2 separate regions of the Homo sapiens genome follow, and region 2 is linked to region 1. Evidence: read pairs that join two places in POLR2A ChIA-PET (ENCODE). Cell type or tissue: MCF 10A. All regions are shown on one strand. Region 1 overlaps OSBPL1A (oxysterol binding protein like 1A). Region 2 overlaps TTC39C (tetratricopeptide repeat domain 39C).

Region 1 (4,000 bases):
TTCATTTAATAAAAGTAAAAGTGATATGTTAACCCAAATAACTTTTTTTTTTTGTTTGTTTGTTTTTGAGACGGAGTCTCGCTCTGTCACCCACGCTGGAATGCCACGGCATGATCTTGGCTCCCTGCAACCTCTGCCTCCCGGGTTCAAGTGATTCTCCTGCCTCAGCCTCCCGAATAGTTAGGATTACAGGTGCCCACCACCACGCCCAGCTAATTTTTTGTATTTTTAGTAGAGACAGGGTTTCACCAGGTTGGCCAGGCTGGTCTCGAACTCCTGACCTCAGGCAATCCACCTGCCTCGGCCTCCCAAAGTGCTGGGATTTACGGGCATAAGCCACCGCACCCAGCCCTAAATAACATTTTTATAGAAAAAGACTGTATTTTCCAAAACAAAAACAGTTAGAAGAGTAGCACTGTTTTACATTATTGCAATCTTTTAAATGTCAGGATTAAGAAAGGATAACTGGATTCTCATAACTGTTTATGCATTCAATCTGCGATTTCTTACATCAAGTAGTCTAGAAACTTTATTGTAAACATTTAAGTGAATGATAGGAAAAAGGCACATTTTTAGTAATATAATGAAAACTGTTGTAACTTTTTTGTCCCCTGAAAGGGCCTTGAGGACCCCTACTCCCCACCACAAGAGTCCAAAATCTCTACTTTCTAGAACCACTGGCATAGACAGCAGAAGGACTTTCCTTTTTCCCAGTGCAGATTTAAGAAACTTTGGAACAAGGCAGTTAAAAAAAAAAAAAAATTCGGCCAGGCGCAGTGTCTCATGCCTGTAATCCTAGCACTTCAGGAGGCCGAGGTGGGTAGATCACTTGAGGTCAGGAGTTCGAGGCCAGCCTGGCCAATATGGTGAAACTTTGTCTCTACTAAAATACACAAATTAGCTGGGTGTGGTGGCATGTGCTTGTAATCCCAGCTACTCGGGAGATTGCACCATTGCACTCCAGCCTGGGCAACAGAGCGAAACTCCATCTCAAAAAAAAAAAAATCAATGCATTCAACAAATATTAACTACATTTCAACTACTCTAAGGTTTTGAGGATATTAGGAAGCTGGATAAATAAAATGTCGAGGAATATTTACAATTGAGATAATTCTGTTTCAAAATGTTATTTCATTTCTGGAATCTGCTTCAGAAACTTTTTTTTTTTTTGAGAGATAGTCTCGCTCTCTTGCCAGGCTGGAGTACAGTGGTGTGATCTTGGCTCACTGCAACCTCTGCCTCCCAGGTTCAAGCGATTCCCCTGCCTCAGCCTCCTGAGTAGCTAGGACTAAAGGCGCACACCACCACACCTGGCTAATTTTTTTTTTTTTAATTTTAGTAGAATGTTGGCCAGGATGGTCTCGATCTCCTGACCTCGTGATCCACCCGCCTCAGCCTCCCAAAGAGCTGGGATTACGGGTGTGAGACACCACGCCCGGCCTTCAAAAACTTTAAAACTCTGGCACTTCCACTAAGTGGGCTTAAAAATATTTGAAATAAATAAGATAGTCTGAAACAAATATAACCTTATTTTAATAAGACAGAATTCAAAAATTTCAACCAACATACTCATCTTTAGTAGTTCACCTGACTGCCTAAAAGTTCGATATGATTTTTCATATTCTCTTAACATTTAAATCTGAGAGTAAATACTGGTTTTTAGTCACACAACTCACAGAATCTCACCTTAAGTTGATATAATTTGATTTTATCACAATGAAAATGATGCCCTCAAACAAGGGAAAATGTTTGCCCTCCAAAGGTGATAAGATGTATTCCACGGTCATAAAAATACTATTTTTCTCAGTTGTGTACTATTAATTAAAACTTTAGTTGTAATGTACATGAAGATTCAAGATCTTCAAAGTTATATATGAAATACTTGGCAAGTTTAATATACAGAAATCAACACAAAGTGTCTAAAATTTACCGATACAATTAAATTCCTGAAATTTGCCCATCCCCATTTCAACAGAAGCAGAATTTAGGCTGGTCTTAAAGAAGCCAATCACTTAAAACTCTTCCTGCATGACTGTTATTATAATGTACCCTGTACCTAGTTTCAGGTTCGAATTCAGACAAATACAGTCATCACAAAGTTCTCTCTGTATATCCAGAATGCCATTCTGAAGCCTAGTATAAATGAGCACCATATCTTACAACTTAGTCAGAGACGAGGGTGACTCAACAGCTGGGTATTTAACCTGCTGTTAGACCTCTCCAACTAAAATTAGCGTAGCGTCTTAGAAGCAGGTCAGTACAAGTCTCAGACAAGAGCTCTAAGGCTAGTCATATACCTTTTTTAGTTATGAATCTTTAAAAAAAATCCAATGACTTGGTTTCCTATTTTAAGTTTAATAATTTGATGTGGCCAGGCACAGTGGCTCACGCCTGTAATCCTAGCACTTTGGGAGGCCGAGGCAGGCGGATCACTTGAGCTCAGGAGTTCGAGACCAGCCTGGGCAACATAGTGAAATCCTGTCTCTACTAAAAATATAAAAAATTAGCCAGGTGTGGTGGCGCAGGCCTGTAATCCCAGCAATCCCAGCTACTCAGAAGTTCTACTGCTTGAACCCAGGAGGCAGAGGTTGCAGTGAGCCAAGATTACACCACTGCCCTCCAGGCTGGATGATAGAGTAGGACTGTCTCAAAATGATAATAATAATAATAAAATCTGATGTAATTATCTGATATTACTATTTAATTTTGCTAATATTTCCATAACTTAAAATTATTTTTCATTTTTGATGTTTTAAATTACTTATCTATAGTCTATGATTGCCACTTAACAAATCTGGCTCTACACAATAAAAAGGTTAGGGTGGTCTTGTTTTACAAGAGGTTTTACTTGTTTTGACTTTAATAAGTTAAAATTGTATGTACACAATTTTAAACTGATTTTCACAATGGATTTCTAAAATTTAGAATTTGTTGTCAAGCTTCAAGAACACAGTACATTTTCTTTTTATTTCTCAGTTTATCACCATAACTGGATTAACAGGAATGCTTACAGAATCTTCACATTTGAAAGCAAAAAGGAAATGATGAAAAAATATCTCTGAATCAGGCTTTTAGTTTACTAAGAAGATGTCATTTTAGGCAGCTGGATTCCCTTACTATAGGCCTGCTTCACAGAGTTCAGCACAGTCCTGGGGAAGGAAAGATGAAACAGGAAGGCAGACCTTAACCTAGGGACAAGGTCACTATTCTTTGCTCACCTTTATCTCTAAGAATAACTTAGATTTCATACAACAGGTGCTGGAACAGACGGATGTAAAGTCATTGAAATTAAGTGAAAAGTGAGAGTAGATCACGGTCGTTAGGACCTAAAGGAAACGGTCTGAACAACAGAGAGATTAATGCAATGCATGGTGAATGCTGCACAGATCAGAGCTAACTACCGTCATCCCTAAAGGATTAACTAGGTCTCCTGCAGTGTGGAGCTCTCTAAGGAGCAGAGAGGCTTCAAGGTGGTGAGCACACATCTACTAACATCTCTCCACATTCCAAAAAGGATCCAAAGCTGTCTTATTACTGGTAATTTTGTTGGTTGGGGAGGGGAAAGAAGCCCTTCTTGACTATCATAGAAATCTCTTGGGCTCTCTATCGAGAAAGGTCATGTCTCAGAACTTGAACACCTCCAGTTGGATTAGGAGGCTGATGGTAGCAGTAGGCTGTTTGGTGAGACCTGGAGTTCTCTACTAGAATGTAGGTTTGAACTCTTGATAAAAATTGTTGATCGTTGAATGTAACTCTGGAGCAAGGCTGTTTTTAATAGGCTGTATGTTATCTGGAACACTGCAGACAAGGATTTCTGATCACCAAAACAAGGGTTTGGGGAAAACTGTGCAAAAAATACTTCACAACAAGAGAAGACAAAAAACGAAGCAGAGATGGACTGAATAACAGAAGTGCCCTTCTGCAAATATGACTGTGTTGCTTTTCATGGCTCTGAACTTTCCAGACTAACTTCCCTTCAAACCACACCTACTTTTTCAGA
Region 2 (4,000 bases), 82 kb before region 1:
ATCTTTCTCATTTTCTTGGAAAACTCCCGTAACATTCTCTAACCTGTGTGTCCATCCCCCACAGCTTGCTGTTGAAGTGGAAGGGTCAGTTCTGATCCTCTCCCACTGACTAGTACAGTACCTCATACAAACATGGAAAGGTGCCTATGGTATGGCAATTTAATGTGAAGTCATTTTTAACAAATTAACATAACTTCTTTTATTAAGAGCAGTTTTAGGTTCATATCAGGAGGCAGAAACATGAACTGAAACATTTACCTCACTCTTCATGATATTGAAGGAATTAAGTGAATGCATTTGCTTACTGCTCTGTTCACTCCCCTTCTTTTTAAGCTTGCCATGAAGTGGATGACTCATCTGTTGTTGGATTAAAGTATTTGCTTCTTGGTGCCATACACAAATGTCTAGGAAACTCAGAAGATGCTGTTCAGGTAAACTGTTAATGTTGTCAGGGCTAAAGAAAATAAGTCACGAACACCTACGTATATGCTTGTGAATAAGAAAAATGAAAAAGCACTGAACGAAACCGAACCTCCCACTATAAACTTTATCCAATTATTTGATTAATGCCATCTTCTCAGATGCTAGAAGTTGATGATGGTTAATACTAGTTTTTAATTAACTTCATATTCTTAGAATGCTTCTTTATATATGGCCTCCTTTTCTGGCACTAATATTTATCAAGATGACAGCCTCCACTGGAGAGAGGAGGACATGAGGAGGCAGTTTTGAAGGAGCGGAGTGAAGTCTCATTGTTAGACAAGAACAAAAATGATCAGACATGTCAGTGTGCATTCAGTTTTCTCTCTTTATAACTGTGGATTATTGATGCAGCCCTGGGGGTCAAGCGAGAGAGTTGTTTTTTTGTTTGATTGCTTGTTTTGAAGAAGTATATATCAGTGTTACTTTGACTACTCTTTGAAAGAATCAGGGTACAGTGGCCGGGCACGGTGGCTCACACCTGTAATCCCAGCACTTTGGGAGGCCAAGGTGGATGGATCACTTGAGGTCAGGAGTTTGAGACCAGCCGGGCCAACATGGTGGAACCCCGTCTCTACTGAAAATACAAAAATTAGCCAGGTGTGGTGGCATGCACCTGTAATCCCAGCTACTCGGGAGGCTGAGGCACGAGAATTGCTTGAACCCAGGAGGCAGAGGTTGCAGCGAGCTGAGATCATACCACTGTACTCCAGCCTGGGCGACACAGCAAGACTCCATCTCAAAAAAAAAAAAAAAAAAAGAATTAATGTACAGTAATAGGAGACTCTTGGCTTTTAAATCCTAGATGATAATGTCCTTGTAAGTTTAATCTTTCAGTATGGGCTTATGATAGTTATCACAGCCCTAAATAGCTTATTTTAGATCAAATGCTTATGTGCTAGCAAGATACAGTCAAGACGCATGTCGAGATCATAGTTACCTTGTGTGTTTTCTGTTTTAAATATTAAAATGGGATGTTTAGACTCTTAGATGCAGATAAAAGATGTTCTCAGTGATAAAATCAATAGAGGCTAATATGTCCCCTGGAAAAATAGTAGCACAAATTAGGCAGTCCAATATATTCTGAGGAATGCACATCAGGCAGCATGTAAAGGACTTCTAAGATGTAGATAGGAAAGAATGAAGATGAGGAAAGAAGAGAAAATCTGATCTAGAAAACAGAGTATGAGTCCCCCTTCCCGCCCCCTCTTGAAGATTATAATAAGCCTTATGCTAAGTAGGAAAATGAATTCATCCAATAACATTTGCATTCCTTTCAGTACTTCCAGCGAGCTGTTAAAGATGAATTGTGTCGTCAGAATAACTTATATGTTCAGCCGTATGCCTGTTATGAACTTGGCTGTCTTCTATTAGACAAACCAGAGGTAAGATCTTATATATATAATATAATATATATTTTTAATGTTGTTCAACAAAAATGTGGAAGTGGGCAAGCACAAAGCACCCTTCATTTAAAACAAACTGAACACAGTGTTCTTCATTTTGTTTTCCTTGGTTTTACTTAGAATGAATCCAAGAAGTTAGTAATACTACCTTATTATCTTTAAGGAGGTAATTTCTTCCCTAGCATTCAAATTACAGTCATACATCTCTTAATGACATGCTGAGAAATGCGTTGTTAGGCAATTCCTTCCTTGTGCAAACATCATAGAGTACTTACACAGACCTAGGTGGTATCACCTACTACACAACCAGGCTGTATCTATAGCCTATTGCTTCTGTGCTATAATTGTGTACAGCATGTTACTGTATTGAATACTGTAGGCAACCGTAACACAATGGTAAGTATTTGTGTATCTAAATATAGAAAAAGTATAGTAAAAATACAGTTTTTAAAAGTTAAAATATGGCCAGGCTCAGTGGCTCATGCCTGTAATCCCAGCAGTTTGGGAGGCTGAGGTGGGAGTATCACTTGAGCCCAGAAGTTCAAAACCAACCTGGGCAACAAAGTGAAACCTCATCTCTGCAAAAAAAAAAAAAAAAAAAAAAAAAAAAAAAAAAAAATCAAAAAACATAGTCAGGCGTGGCAGCATGTGCCTGTAGTCCCAGTTAACCTGGGGGGCTGAGGTGAGAGGATCTCTGGAGCTTGAGGTTGCAGTGAGCCATGATTGTGCCACTGCACTCCAGCCTGAGCAACAGAGCAAGACCCTGTCTCAAAAAAAAAAAAAAAAAGTTTATAGCTATGTATAACTTACTGATTCAGATAAAACCTTTTGATAATCATTAATTTTAAGGTTGTTTAGTAAGATTTTAACCTAAGATATTATATCTTAGAGGTTGCCTTTTATAGACTATGAAAAATTATTTATCAAGTGATTATATATCAAGTAATGTCCTCATGTAAATGAGTAAACATCTTTATATTAAAAAATATTGGGGCTGGGCGCAGTGGCTCATACCTGTAATCCCAGCACTTTGGGAGGCCAAGGTGGGTGGATCGCTTGAGGTTTGAGACCAACCTGGCCAACAGAGCTAAATCCCGTCTCTACTAAAAATACAAAAATTAGCTGGGCATAGTGGCAGGTGCCTGTAATCCCAGCTACTCAGGAGGCTAAGGCAGGAGAATTGCTTGAACACGGGAGGCAGAGGTTGCAGTGAGCCAAGATCATGCCACTGCACACCACACTCCAGCCTGGACAACAGAGTGAAACTCCATCTCAAAAAAAAAAAAAAAAGAAGAATATTGGAGTCATTATACTTGAATGAACAGTTGACTCATTGCTATGTCTACAGTGAATTGTTTTAATTAACATAGCCTCCTATTATACCATTTTCTGCCTGCGTATATATAAACACAGATTTTATGGGATAATGTGTTTTTCTTATAGACTGTAGGAAGAGGCAGAGCTCTACTTCTTCAAGCAAAGGTAAATATCCTGAATCTACCTTTCTCCAGTGGCCCTTCTTATCCCATACACTGTATACCTGAGTCTGAATTCAAGAAAGTTTGTGCAATGATGTTCTGGTTGGTAATATTTCTGGAAAGGAAAAATGACAACCAATTGAATCAGTGAGCTCTTGAGTTTTAAGGGACATTACAAGATCATAAGGAACTTCGATGAAATTGTTCATCCTGCTTTAGAAACACTCTTAGTCTTTGGGTGGGAAGATAACTTTTGATTTTATAACTATGTCCCTGAATTAAGAATTTCTAATAGCAACTTATATTGAGCACAACATAAGACTACTTTTTCAAGAATAACTCGAGGAAAATTGTCCAAAGAGAACCTTATTGACATTCAGTTGACGTTTTTAAAAATGAATACAAAGTTTGAGGTTTGAGTAATATGAAAATCAAGTGGATGGGAAACCTTTACTGGGAGTGTAGAGATTTTACTTTGGGAAATGCAAAATTGAGTGTGCTTTATACCACAGTACCCTGTGCAAGCTTAGCTAACAGAGTGCATAAATATCTTTCTTTGATCTTACAGGAGGATTTCTCTGGCTACGACTTTGAAAACAGATTGCATGTCCGCATCCATGCTGCTCTGGCCTCTCT

The links. Peaks named below come from ENCODE experiments on the same cell type or tissue, not always from the same donor. Only the 100,000 strongest peaks of a DNase experiment are listed, where the experiment ranks them.
Region 2: POLR2A ChIA-PET joins it to region 1 with 5 read pairs; 11 of 35 experiments call an interaction of 5 or more read pairs at or near these places.

The regions. Positions count from the first base shown.
Region 1 is chr18:24,210,917-24,214,916 of GRCh38, forward strand. The region is part of intron 17 of OSBPL1A (oxysterol binding protein like 1A); the gene reads right to left. Among named protein-coding and RNA genes, the nearest start is that of CABYR, 74 kb to the left of the region's middle. RefSeq lists a silencer at 258-432 and an enhancer at 3,129-3,699. In MCF 10A, no CTCF peak of the experiment used is centred here; a DNase peak (open chromatin) is centred at 2,195.
Region 2 is chr18:24,128,553-24,132,552 of GRCh38, forward strand. It overlaps TTC39C (tetratricopeptide repeat domain 39C), which reads left to right. Exons shown (of 14, transcript NM_001135993.2): 11 at 334-431; 12 at 1,761-1,865; 13 at 3,330-3,368; 14 at 3,933-4,000. Among named protein-coding and RNA genes, the nearest start is that of CABYR, 8.5 kb to the right of the region's middle. In MCF 10A, no CTCF peak of the experiment used is centred here; no DNase peak of the experiment used is centred here.